Regions from separate parts of the Homo sapiens genome. Here region 2 is linked to region 1. A link is a loop called in an ENCODE intact Hi-C map of the cell type or tissue named here. Cell type or tissue: mammary epithelial cell. All regions are shown on one strand. Links, peaks and the distances in the headings refer to the core of each region. The heading gives the core; the rest is flanking DNA. Region 1 has its middle 49 kb from the start of TSHZ2. Region 2 overlaps TSHZ2 (teashirt zinc finger homeobox 2).

Region 1 (10,142 bases), core at 1,118-9,117:
CCAGGGACCACTCTTTGAAAAATCATTGTGGTAGACAGCAAGCTCCATGTGGTCAAAGACCATACATATTTACTGACTCCCAGCATCTCCCTTGATTCCTGACACTTGTAAACACTCAGTAAACATTTTTGTGTGGATCACAGCCATGGGCTATCATATATGGGGAAAGTGGATACTGCACACAGTTTAAGGTGTTCTTTCAATCCTTTGGGGAGTAGAAAGGGTCCTCTTTCTTATTATTACAACAGGACTAGTGGGTTTGATTGAGAAAAATGGGAGTCCTCAGGAAGTAAGATTAGGGGAAAGTCAAGGATCAGAGATGGCTTCCTTTTTAGGAGTGCAAGGAGACAAAAAGGGACTAAAAAGAGAGCTAATGAGTCTGTTCTAACATTCACTTGGCATCCAGAGAGACCCCCGCAATCCCAGCCGGCAGCTAACTGCTGGCTGCAATATTTATAAGTCTTGCTCTTCTGACTAGGCACGGCCCGCATCTCTGTGCTGCGGCCACCTGGGCTTGCTTTCAATCCTTCCCGGGTGAAAGGCACCCTATTCTCACAGGTCCTCCACACTTGCTGTTTTTTTTTTTTTTTTTTTTTTTTTTGCCTTTGCCTTGTTTGCTCCTTAAACTTCACACCTCTACTCAAAAGTTACTTCCTCCAGAAAGCCTTCTTTTGTCCACCTGAACTAAGTCAGAGACTTCAATCATACATTCATGTTAAACATGCTCATTTTTTCACAGTTCTTCATAGCTTGCAATCATACTTTCTTTTTTGGTAACTACTGTTCACCTCCCAGTTTGACTGGGAGCCCAAGAGAGCTAGGAGCTTATCTGCTTTGCTTGTGTCCCCTACACATAACCTAGTATCTGGCCTATAACTTGTATTTAATAAATATTTGTTGAATGAATTAGTAAGACATGAATATGGGCTCCTGCTATGGTCTGAATGCTTATGTTTCCCTAAAATTCATATGTTGAAACCTAATCTCCAATGTGTTGGTATTAAGAAGTGGAGACTTTTGGGATTTGATTAAGTCATGAGGGTGAAACCCTTATAAATGGGATTAGCGGCCTTATAACAGAGACCTAGCTAGCCCCTTTCACCATGGAGGATGCGGAAAGAAGGTGCCATGGATGAACCAAAAGTTGGGGCCCTTACCAGATACCCAATACACCAGCACCTTGATTTCAGACTTCTCAGCCTCCAGAACTGTGAGCAGTAAGTTTCTATTGCTTACCAGCCACCCACTAAGACAAGTCCCGTCCTCATCCATCCTGCTTTGTCATTACATGATTGAAGTCACCAAGTGCAGGCCCACATGTATGTCTCAATTCCCACAGTCCAGGTTCAATTCCAAAGTATGCTTTTATCATTTGAAGACCCCTCTCCTATTTTAGGTTTCTCTGATGCCTTACCTTTTCTGCCCCCAACTTCAGAGGCTGAGAATGAAAGATTAGACAAGAGTCAGCTTCCCACAGGGAAGGAGAGAAGTGAGCAGTGATAATAACACCAGCAACTTGGAAACAGGCAACTGGCACAAGGCCCTACTCGAATCTCCAGTACAAAGGGAGGAAGGCAGACCCGAGAGTATCAATAAGTCACAGAGGGGAGAACCTATGAATGAAAGAAACTTCTAAAAGTATTATTAAAATGTTGGTTTGGGCCAGGTGCGGTGGCTCACCCCAGCACTTTGGGAGGCCAAGGTGGATGATCACTTGAGGTCAGGAGTTCGAGACCAGCCTGGCCAACATGGTGAAACCCCATCTCTGCTAAAAATACAAAAATTAGCCCGGCTTGGTGGCAGGTGCCTGTAATCTCAGCTACTCGGGAGGCTGAGACAGGAGAATTGCTTGAACCCAGGAGGCAGAGGTTGCAGTGAGCCAAGATCACGCCACTGCACTCCAGCCTGGACGACAGAGTGAGACTCCGTCTCAAAAAATAAATAAATAAATAAAAATAAAGTAAAATGGTTTGCTCAGTTTTCTTTCTGAAGGGCAGTCTAACATCAGCTTGAAGAAGCACTTTTTTAGCACCAGTTAAGCCACAAAGGCTGTTGTGTAGAGCCAGGGGTTGGATGAAGGATTTGGACTGTCTGATCACAGCCTGTCACACCTTTAAGCCTGGTTTGTTTGTTTTTTTAATCATTGCCCAGTTTATGAATCATTGTTTCTACTTGCTTTAGAAATAGTCATTCTCTACTTTTTCATTTTTAGATTGAACTTGTGCTGGCTTTTTATATATCCCTTTGGTGTCTTACCTGCTTAATGAAAGAAATACACAGTGCTTTTAAACAACCATAAACACGTGGAATGGAAAATAAAAACATTTCTATTATTCATCTTTCAGGGATAACCAGTTTTTCCCTTAAATTCTTTTACAATGTCAACACAGACATGAATCTCTTAGTTTATGATTTTTTAAATAACAAATGTTGTAATGCCAAACACATTGTTCTGGAATTAACTCTTTTTATTTGCACACTCTTAATCACCATTCGTGCCAGTTCTTATGGGTAACCTTATTCTGGTAACAGATTTCTATTCTGTGTTATTTCACACAATATTGGATGCTTTTCCTAACAAAGGTATTGACATTGTTTCACTTTAATATGAAATGATGATGAACGTTTTTAAACATATAGCTTTGTTAACCTAACAAACCTATCCACTTTCTCGTCCTCCCTCTGGAAAGAAGCATGTCCGCTGAAGACTAGCCAAAGGAAATCCTTTACTTAATAATTACCACTGGCTCTTGGAAAACAGAAACCCAAGACCCATTCATTTCTTCATTCACTTTTGCGTCGAACATTTAGTATACTCCTAAGAAGTGCCAAGTATCATTCTAAACACTGGTGAAATACACAAAAGAAGGCTCTGCTTTTATGGGTGAATATTTATTAGGGAAACAGAAAATAATAAGTAAACAACAACAACAACAAAAGAGGATTTCAGAAATGGAAAGATTAAACCACCCATGGGAAATTAAGGGAAAGAGTTTTCCTAAAGAAGGAACAGCAAGTTAATGACTTTGGAGGGGTGTGAAGAAATAAACATGGTTCCCTGAAGGCGTGGACAGGTGCACAGGGCTGGAGCCCAGGATTTTGTGGAAATTAGTATGAGGTGGGGCCTAGGAAGGAGCAGAAGGGGCCATATAAGGTAGGACTGTATAGGTCATGGGAAGGACTTGGTATTTTATTAAGAATTATGGGAAGCCACAGGCTGGGTGTGGTGGCTCACGCCTGTAATCCCAGCACTTTGGGAGGCCAAGGTGGGAGGATCACTGGAGGTCAAGAGTTCGAGACCAGCCTGGCCAATATGGTGAAACCCTCTGTCTACTAAAAATACAAAAATGAACTGGGTGTGGTGACACGCACCTGCAGTCCCAGCTACTAGGGAGGCTGAGGCAGAGGAATCGCTTGAACCCAGGAGGCAGAGGTTGCAGTGAGCTGAGATCATGCCACTACACTCCAGCCTGGGTGACAGAGCAAGACTTTGTCTCAAAAAAAAATAAAAAAAGAATTATGAGGAAGCAGAGGAGTGATTAAAATCTAACATGTATTTTAGAAACCATCATCCTTTTGCTGGGTTGAAATTGCCTGGAGTGGAATGGATCGTCAGAGAGCAGGTTACTGCTGGTGTCCAGGAAACAGACAGTCGAGACAGTCTCCATCCAAGAACAGGGAATCCCAACAGCTGCACAAATCCAGGCAGTACAGCTCTGAGTCTCAGAAATGAACACCCGATGTACTCAAAAGATCAGTCGGCTGCAATCCCAGATAGACTAGCATGAGCCAGGTAAAAGAGAACTAGGAGATCAAGACAGACGACATTAAACACCCAAGAACCAACATCACTTCAGTCTGAGGAGCATGGGATCCCCAGGGAGCTGAGTCATTGAAGATCAGAGTATCAGAGAGCTATCACTGTGTAGGATATTGACTTAACCGAGGTCTTTGACCTTCACAGGCCTTTCATCTCCAGGCAGCAAAGACCCTTGAGGTCAGCACCACCCCTTCAACATATCTCTCTGGGCTTGATGAAACAAACCAGAGCTTCACGGTGATCTCTGACCTTTTTGAGGCAGGAAGTCATATTCATAAATTTGAAATATCTATGTTCTGGTCAGAGGGAAGATCATTGCTGGGGTTACCTCTTCAAAAGTCTTTCTGGGTCCACCCCCTTTGTATCCGGCATCTGTACCTCATTGGCTCAAATGACTTGTCATTCCCTCTATGAACCTAGCACCTGGAAATTTGAATGACTGAAGCAAGGAGAGCAGAATTTTAAGAACTGCCATGCCCTGAGGGAAAGTTTATGATTTAGCATTCTGCTTCCAGATAGCCCGCCTCCAGAAATAGTCACACATGTGCACAAGAATATCTGTGCATTGTTGTCCAAGGAATATTTTTGAGCATATTTTCCCAGTCTTGTAAACAACACAATATAAAATTATGGACGTCTGTCTAGCAGTGCCATTGTAGGTGTGTGCACTGGAAAGTTCTAGAAATACACATTTTTTGACAGCAGGAGGAAGAATTTCATACTTTCTATAATTTTGCATTAGGTTGAATCACGTGAAATTGCCACTTTTTGTAAATAGAAAATGACTCAAGATTGGCAATTTCATATGGTTAATTCTAAAAAGACTTAAATTGCGGAGAGGCAGGAGAGCGAGGTTGTTAAAGTAATGGGTTCTGGAGCAAGGCAAAATGACCTCCAGGGCTAACTCTGCTTCTTCCTACCTGTTTAACTTTGGGCAAGTGGTTTCACATCCCTGCCTCAGTTTTATCACTTGAAAGATGGGAATAATAATAGTACTTAGTTCAGAGTGCTGCTGTGTGAATTAAATGAGTAAAAGGGCTTTTAACTGTGCCAATGCAAGCCTTCAATCAGGGTAGCTATTCATTTATCAAAACATCTATTATTACTTTTGAATTTTTTTTTGAAAAAAAAAAAAAAAGAAAAGGATTTGCCTAGAATATGCTTGAAAAGTTCTTTCCTTGTGGTGATGAGAGAAAACTCCAGGTGGATTCCTTCATTATAATGTCCCGTTGTCTAGGAAATGTGCCTTGGACCCTTGGCAGTGCTTGGGGACAGCATGACACTCACAGCCAAGCAGCCTTATTGCTCGTAGTGAAGCCCCATATTTCCTGAATTTCCTCGGTCTTCTCTCGCTCAGCTCTTCCCTTCCCCCCATTACTATTTATTTACATGGCATCTTCCTGCCCTTTTAATTATATCACCAACATATTTGTAAACTCATTCATTTCCCATCCCCTTTCCATTCTCTGTGCACTGCTCTAAATATAACCACAGAAACAAAACAATGCAGTTCCACAAACAAAGGCGCCTCAGCAGGGCAAGCAGAACCCTCCAGTAGGTCTTGAGTCAACTGCTATTTCTCGTCTTCTTCTTTTATAAACCAGCCCCCAGCTCTCACAATAGAAAGGGTGGGAACCCTGATTAAATGGTATGCATTACTTAAGAGGGAATTAAAAGTGATGCAAAGGTTTTCATTAAACCGCATTAGGCAAGGGTACTCAAGAACAAAGTTGCCTGGGTGGTTTCCAGTGTGAATGCCTAGTTTCTGAATCTGCAATGACTCACTTGCTCAAGAAAGAATTGCTTGCCTGGCTAATTGCTTAATCAGCCAGCCACATGCCTTTCCCCCACCTTGCATGGAAAGCAGGACTATGTGTGAAGGATTGAGAATGGGGTGGCGTAGAAAGGTAATTACAGGTATTGAGAAATGAGCATCCAGGGAAAATGGAAATTTATAAAGATGTGTGAAACGCTAAAGTTTTGGCTGATTTTCTCTGGAATCACTGAAAATACTAACAATATTTATTTTACTTACAATGACTGAAAAGGGTAACAATAAAAATATTTACTGAGCACCTAGTAAGTGCCAAGCACTGTCTGAGGCATGAGTATACCATGTTAAAAAAGACAGCCAGAGCCCTGTCCTCATGGTCTTGTGTTTCAGTGGTGGGAGTAGGGAAAAAGCAAGTAAAGGAATAATTGCAATAATTTCAACTTCTGGAAACCCTGTAGGGGAAGTAATGGGGGGGTAGCAAAGGAGGTTAACTTGAGGTCAGAGATGTTCTCTCTGGGAGGTGGCATTTGGGTTGAGACCTGAAGGGTAAGCCACATGGGAGAAGTGGGAAAGAAGTGTCCAGGCAGAGGGTGACAAACGCCAAATTCCTGAGCTGTCAAAGGCTTGTAGCTGAGAAACAGGAAGGGTCAACTAGCTACTGCAGGTTGTTGCATAAATTATTAGAAGCACATCAAGTCTCAGAACCAGAATGGAATTTTTAAGAAAACCAAAACCAAAAAGGAAAAATTACTTACCTCGGATCACCCAACTCATGGGTAGTGAAGCCACAGTGAGAACTCAAACTATCTAAATTACAGGAGAAGGACTTTATCTATTGCAAAATGGAGCGTATTGAATACAAACAGTTTACATCAGCAGCCTGCTTCCAGTGTGTCTGTATAGTTTTTCCACTATGCTAACTTTGGGGTAATTTGGGGTTCAAGATTTGATGCTGGCTCTTACTAACCTCTAACCTTTTAGAGGTTTGAGGTAAGTTTGTCCCTTAACTTTCCTGAAGCTCATCTATAGAGTTTCATGCAGAGTTACATAAGGTGTATACCAGTACCTGGCACACAGCACATATGCAAAATGTAAACTATCATCGCTATTACTATTATTCTTTTGTCAATATTCTCTCTGTTCTATCTTTTTTTTTTTTTTTTTTTTTTTTTTGAGACGGAGTCTTGCTCTGTCGCCCAGACTAGAGTGCAGTGGCACGATCTCGGCTCACTGCAAGCTCTGCCTCCCGGGTTCACGCCATTCTCCTGCCTCAGCCTCCCAAGTAGCTGGGACTACAGGCGAGCACCACCACGCCTGGCTAATTTTTTTTTTTGTATTTTTAGTAGAAACAAGGTTTCACCATGTTAGCCAGGATGGTCTCGATCTTCTGACTTCGTGATCCGCCCGCCTCGGCCTCCCAAAGTGTTGGGATTACAGGCATGAGCCACCACGCCTGGCCCTCTCTGTTCTATCTTAATAGTCTCCATTATAGAAGACTGTATTATACATCATTTTACATTCCATCTCCCAATGTAGAATGGGCTATATAGCATAACAAACGGCTTTATAATCCAAACATTTGCTCATTTATCACAGCAGCAACTATATATCAAGTGCTGCGGGAGAAGTGAGGAAAACAAAAAATTTTACTGTGGCGATAAATCAATTGTGTCATACTTGGTGTCAGCTTCAGGGGATTGAGTCCTGGATCTGTGACTTATTAACTATGTGATACCAGGCAAGTTGCTTAACTTCTCAGAGTCTCAGGATTCACATCTGAACGATGGGGAGAGTAGCCCATATAGCATGGCTTTGACACGGAGTAAATGGCTTGATGCCTCGATCACTGACTCCGGGATTTGGAATATAATAATAGCTCCTAACGGCTAGTTCCAATTGGCCTCACCATTCAAGAAGCAAAAATTTGAGGGGGTAGAAACAAGAGGTGAGCAATTTGAAGAGGTTCATTACAAATTAAACATACTGGGGGTGCTTCTCCAGGAAGCAGAGATCTCATAAAGATTCTGGAGCTGATTCTGAAAGAACGGATAGGAATTTTCTCAAAAGATGGGGAAAGCACTTCAAATAGCAAAAACAGCGTGTGCAAAGGCACGGAAGCTTGAAACAAAACGGCTTATTGGGGAAATGCGAGGTCACCTGGGACGGCTGTTTAGTGCACTGGAGGATGGGAAATGGATATTGAGCAGTAAGGCAGAAAAGGTCGAAATTCCTTCCTAAAGAGTGTGTGCTCATTATGCTTATGGCCCCAGATTGTCCCGTAGAGGCATCTAGATCACAGTCCAAAAAGATTTTCAATCTTAAGCAAACTCCTTTTCTTTTCTTCCCAACAGCTGAGAATGAAACAAAACTGTTGCATCAAAAACTGAATATAGGGACAACCTTGTAGATATAAGATGCTAAATGCCAAAGTGCTACGTGAGATTTGCCATTCATACTCACCTAGGGAGTCCCAGCTTTGGCCAGACTCCCCATCCCCATTAGTAATGTGGTGACATTCAAGGGCATTAAGTAATGCTTGATGCCTGAAATGTTATTTTGAGAAAATCCCATGAAAATAAAACTACAGCCAAAGTAGAAGGCATAATCATGCCTTTGGAAAGTAAACTGGAGGAAGTTTATCCTCAGGTAGAGAAAGGAGAGTTCATCAGGGTTACCACAATTACCCAGGCATGTCAGAATAAAACAGGAGCAAAGAAGCTCCCCTGAATAGTTACCAGATGAGGACTAACATCCTCACCATGACACAGGCAGCCCTTACATTGACATGACCAGGATCCATATACAACACCCTTCTTGAATTTAATGATCTAATTTAAGGCCTGACAAACATACTGTTTTTTCAAGGGGCTAGGAATGGCCCTCCCTTTTCCTCGAGCAAAGTAATTATTCCCCCAACTTGAAGCAATAGTAGTGAAAGCACTTTTTGTTTCTCCAATCCTCTAGTTGAACCCCCAGGCTAAGATTTTTTTTTTTTTTTTTTTGTAAGGCATTGTTCATGCACAGTGACATAGAATTTCATTTGCCGGGTTTCAAGTATTAAGAGCACAACACAAAATCTAAGCAATTTTAGACATGTGTCAATCTCAAATAAAAAAAAGCTTTGTGCTGGCACAGAATGTCAATGCTTGAATTAAAGAGATGGAGAATTTCCCTGAGCGAGAGCTGTACATGCTGACATAATACATTGTTAAGGCTCTGTGTTACGATACAACCAATATGTTTTAATAATTTATTGGTATTTATTTAACACACAATACTGTCATACCAAATCTAAACCAAGAGGTCTAGGTTCCTCATTGATTCATGTGCATGGTTCTTATCAGCATCATTAGATGTTTCCTTAGAAAATTCTTTTGCTTGTGACAAGATTATAGAAGGGTGTCTCAGAAACCTCATGCAGGCTGTATTCTGGTATCACCTTCTGGGGACCCTCAGTGGGATATTGCTGAAAGGATTTAATGTGGTTTTGTATTTTTTCTTCTTTACTTATCAGACTTTATCTCCCGATGAAATCACTGCTCTAAGAGTTAATCTCATTCGAACACTTACTCAAAATCTAACCAGCTAAGAGAATGCCACAGGCTGATGCGGAAGCCTGCTGGATACAGAATCTAGGTTGAATTCTTCTGGACTGCCTTAATCATTAATTCATCAGCTTGAGGATTCATTCATCTTTATTTCACTATTACCTAATGAGGATAATGGAGGCTATCAAAATCTAAAGGCTAATCATTTTTTAAAGTGAGTATTTGATAATTATTAATTAATAATAATGTCAACAATAACCTTAATTTTCCAGGTATTCCCCCTAGAGATTTATATTTTAATTATACTTGCCATGAGGACAAATGAACTCTCCTAGAATTAAGCTTTGGTTTACAATTTTCAAATCACAGGAGCAGGGAGAAGCTATCTTCATGTAAAAATAATCAGACTTCTTCTTTTTGAAGAGCCTCAAATGGCAGTGATGAAGAGAGAATAAATACAGCTGATGAGATTTAGTGTGACATCAGTAATTCTCAAAGGGACTCCACACCATAGAGTTTGCTGGTATGGATGTTCATTGCTTTTATGGAGGTGACAGGCCTGACCTGTCAGCTACTAGTAACACCCAGGACAGACTAGAAATGTCACAAACTACTAACAGTTACTACGCAAGATATCAAAGGATGTGTCTAGAAAGGGGTGGCTCTTCAAAACTGGCTTAAACCTGTTTTAAAGTTCCTGTTTCTTTAATAAACCTATCCTTTTCTCTTATGGATCCTAGAATTTATTTATAAAAATTTTAAAATTTCTAAGTGGCTTAAGATTTTATTTTCGACTGGACTATTTTATTTCAATGTTATAGAAACCCAACTCTAACTAATGTCAGCTTTAAAAAAATGAGGGAGTTATTGGCTCCTGTACCTGAAAAGTTCAGGGATCAAATTAGGCATAGCTGGATCCAGGTGCTCAGATGATGACAGTGGGAACCTGTTTTGTTGTCTCTCAGTTCTCATTTCCTCTGAGTTGGCTTTATTCCCAGGG
Region 2 (10,142 bases), core at 764-8,763, 160 kb before region 1:
GGTTTCTCCAACAATCACCTTCCAAAGAACCAATGTGGTAGACACACTTGGGGATGATCTATTCAAGCCATACCTTCCCTTCCACAAGAACTACTTGCTCCTCAAGCCCTAACAGACTCCACCTCAATCAGAGACAAATGGACTGAAAGTAGGCTACCCACAGAGAGCCAAGCTTTTGGTAGAGATTAGCCCAAAAATCTGAATGGAGATATGGCGATCTTGAGAGAAGGAAAGTCTGAAGGAAGGTGCAAAACACATATACCTTTTGGTTCATAAAGATACCTGGCTCTACCCTCTCCGACATCCCACTCAACCCCACCTTTGCATCAATTCCCTGGTCTATGCCAGCGCCCTCCTTAGACATTTTTGTTGTTACTGTTTAGTTGTTATTGCTTAGTTTCCTTTGAAGAGAGTTATTCTTCCTTACAACTAAAGAAACCTTGATTGAGATGCACAGTGGGCAGCTGGCACCCACCCCACCACTACTGAGCTACCAAGAGACCAGAAGACACGGCCTCCATGCAAAGAGATTGGTGCAGATGGAGAAGTCAGGATGAGGAACAGCTGGAGACCATGCCACATGCACAATAACCCTAGGCCTTGAGAGGCACAGGTGAGGTTGAGCGCAGCTGGAGAGGAGAACTTTGAGAAGCCCTCATGAAGGTCTGCCTGGCTTGTGGTTTAATGCTTACGCCTGAACGCCACCACTGAGCCCTGCGTGGGATTACTTCAGGGGGAATTTGAGGAAGTTGAACTCAGTAATGGGCATGACTTTGCAGCTAGGCACCTTTCTGGCCCTGAATCCTGGGGGCATAGTGTTTAAGATCATGAGGTCTAGACCACCTGGGTTTAAATCTGAACTTTGTAATTTATCCTGGGGAAAGTCCTTGCCCTCTTTCAGGGGCCTTCATTTCCTTATGTGTAAAATGGGAATAATAAAATAACACCTAGTGTACAATGCATACAAAGTAATTGACAAGGGGCCTGGCATGTAAATAAGTGTTCAATAAATAACAGCATTGAACACCTGAGTTTGTCTTACTTTAGGAACCAAGCCACTACCACTATGCAGTTTCTCCTCGGTGTGTTTCCCCACTGACAGCCTGGTCATATTTCAGATTCTCCAAGACATGCAAAAGTTCTACCTAAAGTGAAATATCGGTCTTTCTTTCTTTCTCTCTCTCTCTCTCTCTTTCTTTTTGAGATGGAGTTTCATTGTGTTGCCCAGGCTGGAGTTCAGTGGCGCGATCTTGGCTCACTGCGACCTCCGCCCCCTGGATTCAAGCGATTCTCCAGCCTCAGCCTCCCGAGTAGCTGGGATTATAGGTGCCCGCCACCACGCCCGGCTGATTTTTTTGTATTTTTAGTAGAGATGAGGTTTCACCATATTCGCCTGGCTGGTCTCGAAGTCAGGAGACTTCAGGTGATCCACCCATCTCAGCCTCCCAAAGTATTGGGATTACAGTCGTGAGCCACCACACCCAGCATCTATTTTTCTTATTTAACAAATGCACCATGAGCTAGCACAGGACTAAATTCTTCATGTATATGATAAAGCAGGTATTATTATCCCATTTTGGAGGAAAGCAAACTGAGACCCAGTGAGGTTACATGGCTTGAAATAGGCCTAACAATCTAATAAATGATTATTAATGTCTACACAGAAAAAACCCAAGCATCTTACTTTCTCAGTAAATTGCTTTCAGAAAAGCTAAATGTTAGTTCAAGCCTTGGTTTTTGTCTTGGTGAAAGGCACTTGCATAAAAAAGTATGAACTGAGCTTGACTACTGGTTTTAAAATACAGAATAGGTGCTTAACCAAAGAAGGAAGGAAGGAAGGGAGGGAGGGAAGGAGAGAGGGAGAGAGGGAGAGAGGGAGGGAGGGAGGGAGGGAGAGAAGGAGAGAAGGAGAGAGGGAGAGAGGGAGGGAGGGAGGGAGGAAGTTTGGTTGGAAAGGAAGAAAAACAGAGGAAAGGATGAATAAATTTTTAAAAATTGAACATGAAATTAAGAGTCAATCTTGCTCAAAAATTCCCACCTATAATCAGAATGCTCCTCACTAACCAAACTGATAGAAGTTTAGTCAACAAATTTGTCATTTGTCCTCTGTATGGATTACAGCATCATTCAGTTTTAGCTAGTGACATATTGTTGGGCTGAATCTTAAATAATGCCCAAACAGTGAAAAATCTTAGTGGAAAAAACCCCGACAAAACTAAGTCCACTTGAATATCCAAATTGCTTCAAACACTCTTTAATACAATATAATTCCAACACAAAAATAATTCCAAGGGTTCTTCAAAATTCATTATAAAACAATTTAACCGATATATAAACACTTGTTCTTGATTCCAGGACCTGAAATTAACCAGAATAAGTGGAATGAAAAATCTTTTGAGTAATTGCTGTGTATTTTGTCGTTCTTTACTTTTCCTGGGTTATAAAATTTTTGTAGTTATGGAAGTGATCTTATTACTTATGACAAATTTGATTAGTGGCTATTCTGTGGCAAACATTATGAAAAATACCTTAGCTATGTTATCTTATTTAATTTTTAATAATATTTTAGTTTTTTTAAATCAGAGAAACTTAAACAATAATAAAGAAGGCTTATGATTTTACCCAAGATAAATCAAATGATGTTAAAAGACAGAAGTAAAAAAAATGCAATAAATGCTTACAGTTAAAAAAATTCACATAGAAAGGGAAGAAAACTTATAAAAAAAATAGACATTCCCTCTTCAAGTTATCAATGCAAACTGGAAATTTTTATAATTCCTTCCAGTAAAAACAGAAACAGAATTCCATACTATCTCATTTGCTTTTAGTCTTTATAACGGTGAAGCAAATATTACTGTCATGCCCAATTTATAGATGAGGAAACTGATACTTCAATTAGTTAAATAATTTGCAGAATGTCTCACAGCTGGTAACAATGACAGACTAAGGTTTGAGCCTGAATAAACAGAAACAGGATTTGAACCAGTCTGTCTGACTTCGAAAACTGTTTGTTCTTTTTATCAGGTAACCTGATCATATCTGATAGTCCTTTTTTGGCTTTCCGATGTGATCAGCAATATGAAAGAAGTAGATATGGCGAAAAAAGGATCACCGACCCTGGCTATACGGTTAAAACCGATAGAAATGTGAGGCTTCAGAATATATTTTTGCAGACCTATTAATTTGGAAAGCTATTTACAAGCCTCAAGTCAGGCCTACAAGCAATGTCTTATTTACCTCCCTAAGGAAGGTCACATTTTGGGGTCCTATAAGTAAAAATAACATTGATAGCTACATTTAAGGGAGAATTGGAAAACTCAAAGGCATGGTGTGATTCATTGGTTGGACGATTGCACAGATGCCTAACTGTAAATGCACACACATAAAGAATTCTAATAAATCTAATAAATGATTAGCTGTATACCTACATCAAAATTTGGACTTAGATGGGACACCTATTCAATCTGTTCATTTTATACACAGAAGGTTAGGTTGCAAGTAGTGGTCATTTTGTCAGCCAAAGACAGAGCTGGGGGAGTCCTCTGGCCTCCAAAACCCCTCTGCTGAGGACTCTTTCTGAGTTACCACCACTAAGTGTCAAGGCTCTGGCCTTGCCTCCATCTAACCAGGAGCACCCTGTTTCTAATATTCCCATCAGAGAAGAATTTGAAATTTGCTGAAACTATCCAGTACAACATTTAACAAGATTTGGCATGGACAGTTTCTCAGGAATTACTGCTTTAAATAGCCAACACCTTCCCATAACGGACTTTGTGATTTCATAGATGAAAGCACAGGTTTTTCACCCCCACATAAAACCAACTCTTGCCAGATAGATTCTTTCACATTTAGGTGGCTTATCATTTCCAACTTTGTTTAGACAGCTTTGCAGCTGCCATTTTGGAGAAAGGGCATCGGTGAGGGAATCACCAGGGCACAGAAGTCCTTTGAAAGGCTTTAAAAATGAGTTCATCCAGCTAAGACAATGTTTTCCAAAAATAATGTACTTTGGCTTAAAATGTAAAATTAACATCAAATGAAGATCTCTTAAGAAGCTCTAAAATGGAGATGACTATCTTAGTAGCGTGTAGTAGGTACTTGATGCAATCAGCGTGTTCTACACAGGTAATTACTTTTACTACTAATGGTGCCTCCCACTCAGTGAGAAAGATAAGAGGCTCCAACTCTACTTAATCACGAGGCTTCTTTATTATGGCTCGACCACCTACTGAGTAAAACAATTCGCTTGCTCTATTCAGCAACTCTCACAAATGAGAAAAATTTATTAACATGTGAGCAGAATGGGACTTATTTAGTATGTACAAAGGGGATTACCACATGATTTAAAAATACATAGACCATTCAAAGAGTTGTGTGGGTCATCTTGAGTGAAGGCCTTTCTGGAAAATGTTTATTTTTGTAATGTTGAAGCTGGTTTGCAACAACTGTCCAGTTCAATGTGCTTTGAAGCTATTTAGAAGTGTCTGTTAAGAGAAGGGAGTGACGAAATTACACAAATACAAAGTCAGTGACGGGTGACCTTGGGTAAGTTATTCATCTCCTCTGGGCTATTTTCATATTTGTGGAATGGGAATAAGAACAAAAATATCTGACTGCACTCCAGCCTGGGCGACAGAGTAAGACTCTGTCTCAGAAAAAAAAAAAAAAGAATAAACATATTTGTTTCATACTTACGTACAGTCAGTCTAATATAAGGTGTTTGTGTGTTTCTAAAAAGGACCACAGTCTTCTAAATTTCACAATAAAACCCACAGAGCTTACGGGGAAAATGGGTTTGGGAGAACAAAGCTCCTGTCAGTAACATATAATAAAAAAGCAGGAACCTAATACAAACAGTAGCACCGTTTTATGCAGGTTAAATGGTGAAAAAATTTATAAACACCGTGATAAATAAGTATTTTACCTTAATAAAGAGCCGTGGAAGTGGGTGTTGGAAGTGGTGGGAGGAGTGTTACCTGGAATCCTACAGCGTTGTAACAGCAATTGTGCATGGGTGGGTGGGGCTTGTGGCACACCAGCTGAAGGAAGTGAGTAGATGTTTGAGGTATGTGTGTGTTTGCTTTTGTGTATTTCTACATGGCCTGGTTCAGCTGGGTGCAGTTTTCTGTGTTCAGTGTTTCTCAAGGACGAAGTCACACGTACACAAATGCAAACTCAGTGTCAAGCTGAAAGTGTATCCACCATTTTGGAGCAAAATTATGTTTTAAGGAAGCATTGGCTGGGCACAGTGGTTCAGGCTTGTAATTTCAGGACTTTGGGAGTTTGAGGCAGGATCACTTGATGCCAGGAGTTTAAGACCAGCCTGGGTAACATAGCGAGACCTCATCTTTACAAAATAAAAAATAATAAGATAATAAAAAAAACAGGTGGGTGTGGTGGCACATGCCTGTAGTCCCAGATACTTGGGAGGCTGAGGCAGGAGGACTGCTTGAGCCCAGCAGTTTGAGGCTACAGTGAGCTATGATCATGCCACTGCACTCTAACTTGGGTGACAGAGAAAGATCCTGTCTCTAAAAAACATGTTTTAAAAGCAGTATTATAGCAGAACCGACAGCATTATGAAGATTAAAGAAGCTAATGTTTGTCACTACACAGTGGGACCTTAAGAAGTGTTATTTTTGCCTTGATCTCCGTGGCTGCCTCAATTAAACTGGTGTCAAATTCAATCCCAAACTCATAGCTGGTGGACTTAGGCTGTTCATCTCTTTGTTATTCTGGATCAACAAAAATGATACGACTCTAAAGCAGGTGTCCCCAGCCCCTGGGCCGCGGGCCGGTACAGGTCCGTGGCCTGTTAGGAACCAGGCTGAATAGCAGGAGGTGAGCGGTGGGCGAGCGAACATTACCACCTAAACTCTGCCTTCTGTCAGCAGGGGCATTCGATTTTCATAGGAGTACGAACCCTGTTGTGAACTGTGTATGCGAGGGATCTAGGTTGCACATTCCTTAGGAGACTCTAACTAATGCCTGATCATCCGAGGTGAAAGACTTTCATCCTGAAACCATCCATCTCCCCTACCTTTGTCCGTGGAAAATTGTCTTCCATGAAGCTGATCCCTGGTGCCAAAAAGGTTGGGGACTGTTGCTCTAAAGAACTGACTTGCAATGTTAATAGAGGATTCAATGCATTTGTTAAATGTGTACACTTGTACCTTTGTCCTTGCCTACAACAATATCATTTCCTGTAAAGAGATTAAGCACAAAGCCAGGAAATACCATCCTCTTCCTTAAGACCAAGTTGAAAACTACTCTGTAAGAAGCAGAAATTTAGTGGCCCTTGGGAGGAAAAAATGGTGTTACTATTCACAATGTTTGATTAGCACCAGGGAAGGGCAGACCAATTTCTCTCTAGAGCCTTTTAGTAAGAATTAATGGGAAACACATACATAAGGCTCTCTATGCGTCTGGTACCATAAGAGCTCTGGATATATTAACTCGTTTAAGATTCGAATCATTCTACATAATTGCTTTTCGGGTCTTGATGTTTTTTATTAAATTAGGTAAGCTGAGCTAGTCTGGAAATTCAGTCAGATTTCCAGTTAGCTAGGCAACAAGTTTTCATTGGGCAACAACAACTTGAAGAGACTGAATAACCTAAGTTGAACTTTGGAGTCAGACCAATCAGAATCACGGCTTCACTCATAAGCTATGTGTATTAGGACATATAATTCAACTTTTGTGGACCTCAGGATCTCTTCTGCAAAAAAAAAGAAAAAAAAAACAGAAAAAGAAAAAGGTTACTAGTAGCTATAGTAGCTATCTGCTGGTGCTTTTGTGAAAATTAAATGAGATAAAGGGTATAGAGTGGCTAGTGTGATAGAGGGCACAGTCAGCACTCAATACATTTATTTATAGAGTTATTATCGTTTTATTACCAGTGTGGGGCCAGCTGATATTCACTTCGTTAGGCATATTGGCACATAATCCAGCTGTTTGAAATAGTGCCTGGCTCAGACCAAAGCCTTGGAATTTGGCCTCTAAAGACTTGAAGTCTCTGCATTCCTGATTTTTTCCTTTCTGTATTCCCAATACACAGGATTATTCTGTCTCTGTAGCGCTAAGATGCCTTAAACATAGCAGCGATTTGAGAGGGTTTTGCACTTGCTCTGCAGATTAACCTCTTCCAGTGTGAACATGTCACTGTCTACGTTAACCACTGTCTGGCAACCCGCATGAGATATGCACACTGTTGTCTCTATTTCTCATCTCTCATTTATTTTTCAACCCACCCAGTCTGGCTTCTCCTCCCATTGGTCTACTGTGAATGCTTTTACTAAGTTCACCCAGGAGCTCAGCCAAGTTAAGTCCAGTGTGCATTTTTTCAACTTGCACCTTACTGACTTCTACTAAAAGTAGTTAGTAGAGCTAACCACTTTTTCCCTCTTGAGACACTCTCTTCTCTATTACTTCCTATTTTGACAATCACCCTATGTTGATAGTCTTCCACGCTCTCCAAAAGCTCATGTTTTGCAGACTTTTTTCCTTTTCAATGTTGGATATTGGCCTTTCTCAGGGCTTAGTCTTTCTTCCTCAATAATCTCACCCTAAACATGCTCGTCCACTGCCAGGGGTTCATTATGTTCTATTTGCTAGGACTTTGACATTGATGTAATTGGGTATTATGTTGAAATCCAGATAAGTACCCAATGGTCTTCTCCCTAACTCTTGAACATCAAACTTAACAGTTCCCAAATGGAATTACGATTTTTACCTTTACCAAAATTTTCCCCCACTCCATTATTCCCAGCGTACCTCTAAATTTACCATATAGCCAAGCTCTATTGATTTTTACCACCAAATCTATCTCAATCCACCCACTTCTCTACATCTCTATTGCTGCCAGCCTAGTCTAAGCCACCATCTTTTTGTCACCTGATTATCACAGTAACTACCTCACTGCTGTCCTTGAATCCATCCTCATTCTACTCCAATACATCCAGCAAAATGCAGCCAGGGTATTTTTCAAAGATAATTTATGATGTAATCCTGTGACTAAAAACCTATAATAATTCCTCCATGCTCAAAGACCACATCGAAAAGTGTTAACATGATCCCAAATATGCCAGAGTCCCTCTAATCCAGTTTTATCTTGTACCATTTCATGTCTTTTTTCAAGAAATATTTAACGAGTATTTATTAGGTGTCAGGCATACTGTAGTTCTTGGACTTGGCAAATCTTCTACAATGAACAAGTATTACTCAAAATTTTAATTTAAAAAATGTCTAGGTGTTCATTCAAAGGAATAGAAAAAAAGCTGTCATGAAATGGTTAAACCCACATTATTTTCTCTATTCTGAGTAATCCCCCTAAGTGCAAAACTCTTTACTCATATGTTTTTAGATTTTGGGTTTAGATCTTTGACTTCAGGAAATCTCCCTTTCTTAGCGTGAACACACAGATTTTGCAGTCTAAAGCTGGATTCGTGATTGATAGAAGCTCTTCGCATGTCATTCTCCCTCCTTTCCGATAGATTCACTCTCAGAAACAGTCATGCAAACTCTGCCTACGCATTCAGTAAATTGGAGAAGTTGACATTCTAAACATCTAAAAGGTAAGGATTTGGGTAACAGAAACTCACCCACATTGTACACAGGGCACATTTCAATTTTCTGCTGCAGTACTCAGAGGAGATTAGAGTGTTCACAAAGTTAAGAAATTTCAGAACAGACAGGGAGAGTGAGCAGCCAATTTCCATTGCATCTTTGCAAGTGACTATCAGGAAATTTGTTATTAATTTTGTCCAAGGTGATGTAATCCAAACATTAGTCACCAACCTCCTTTTCAGCGATAACGAATGATCTATTAATTGCCACACTGACTGGCCTTTTGTCAGGCTTTGTTTTTCTTTGACCTTTGTGCAGTATTTGATACCTCCACTACCCTGTCTGTGTGACTCAGGCTTGGCTGCTGTGTATGATGTGCCTAAACCTCCTGGGTCGTCCTCCCTTCTGTTTGCCTTTCTATCTCTGGATCATCCAGAATTGCTCCTAATATGTGGACAGGTCCCAAGACTCTGGTCTTGTCAATCTTTTCTCCCCTTGCTAACTCTCCCTTCTCAAACAAAACTAATTCACTCTCACAGCTCCAACTGTACAGATGATCCCCAGAGTATTATCTTTTTTTTTTTTTTTTTGAGGTAGAGTCTTACTCTGTCATCCTGGCTGCAGTGCAGTGGCACAATCTTGGCTCACTGCAACCTTTGCCTCCAGGGTTCAAATGGTTCTCCTGCCTCAGCCTCCCAAGTAGCTGGGATTACACGCACACGCCACCATGCTATTTTTTTTTTGTATTTTAGTAGATACAGGGTTTCACCATGTTGCCCAGGCTGGTATCGAACTCCTGACCTCAAGTGACCCACCCGCCTTAGCCTCCCAAAGTGCTGGGATTACAGGCATGGGCCATCGTGCCTGGCCTCCAGAGCATTATCTTTACCTCTCATCTCTGCTAAGCTCATAGACTTGTGTCTTCAGCACCTGAGAGACTACTTCCACTTGGTCACACTTTTCCTTTCCCCTCTTTTGCTTTTCCATCAGAATTTACCTCTCCACTCTCTCTAAGCCCGAGTTCTCTTAGGAATACCATGATTCTTCCGGATACAAAAATGCAAAACTCTGAAACTGCACATCAGGGTCTTGTTTATAACTCTTTCTTTAATGACTTCCCATCACTCTCTGAATTGCGTCCAAAATGAATTATGCATCTGCAAGTCCCTTTTATAATTTAACTCTTTCCAGCCTTCCAGGATCCTCCATCTAGTCCTTCATCAGGTTGTGTTTTCCTAAGTTCATTGAATGTGCAACATCTTCCTGCCTCATGTTGTCAGCAAATAAGGTACCTGTGCCTAAAATGTTCTCCACTCCATGGCCTGCTCCACCCTCACCTCCCACCATCAACCTAATTTAGTGCTGTTTTTTTCTTTTTTAGCTGTGAGCTTTGACATCACTCATCTCAGTAAGCCCTCAGTGATCTTCAGACTGGGTCAGGACCTCCGCATCGCTTGTATGGAATCTGGCCCAGTCCTTTCATAGTATTAAGCACAACTGAAACGTGCAGTCTGATACTGGTTTCCCCACTAGATTGTGAGCTCTGTGAAGGCAAGGACTTGCTCATCTACTTTCAT

What was found. A loop is a pair of places that touch in the nucleus more often than their neighbours do. Peaks named below come from ENCODE experiments on the same cell type or tissue, not always from the same donor. Only the 100,000 strongest peaks of a DNase experiment are listed, where the experiment ranks them.
Region 2: a loop joins it to region 1, with 8 times the contacts of the local background. A loop is called at or near these places in 2 of 110 quality-filtered maps.

The regions. Positions count from the first base shown.
Region 1 is chr20:52,918,703-52,928,844 of GRCh38, reverse strand. No RefSeq gene overlaps it. Among named protein-coding and RNA genes, the nearest start is that of TSHZ2, 49 kb to the left of the region's middle. In mammary epithelial cell, for the core only: a CTCF peak has its summit at 5,675; DNase peaks (open chromatin) are centred at 2,134 and 5,544; H3K27ac peaks cover 2,577 bases.
Region 2 is chr20:53,076,424-53,086,565 of GRCh38, reverse strand. All of the region lies in intron 1 of TSHZ2 (teashirt zinc finger homeobox 2), which reads right to left. Among named protein-coding and RNA genes, the nearest start is that of TSHZ2, 110 kb to the right of the region's middle. In mammary epithelial cell, for the core only: no CTCF peak of the experiment used is centred there; a DNase peak (open chromatin) is centred at 5,045; H3K4me3 peaks cover 345 bases; H3K27ac peaks cover 1,978 bases.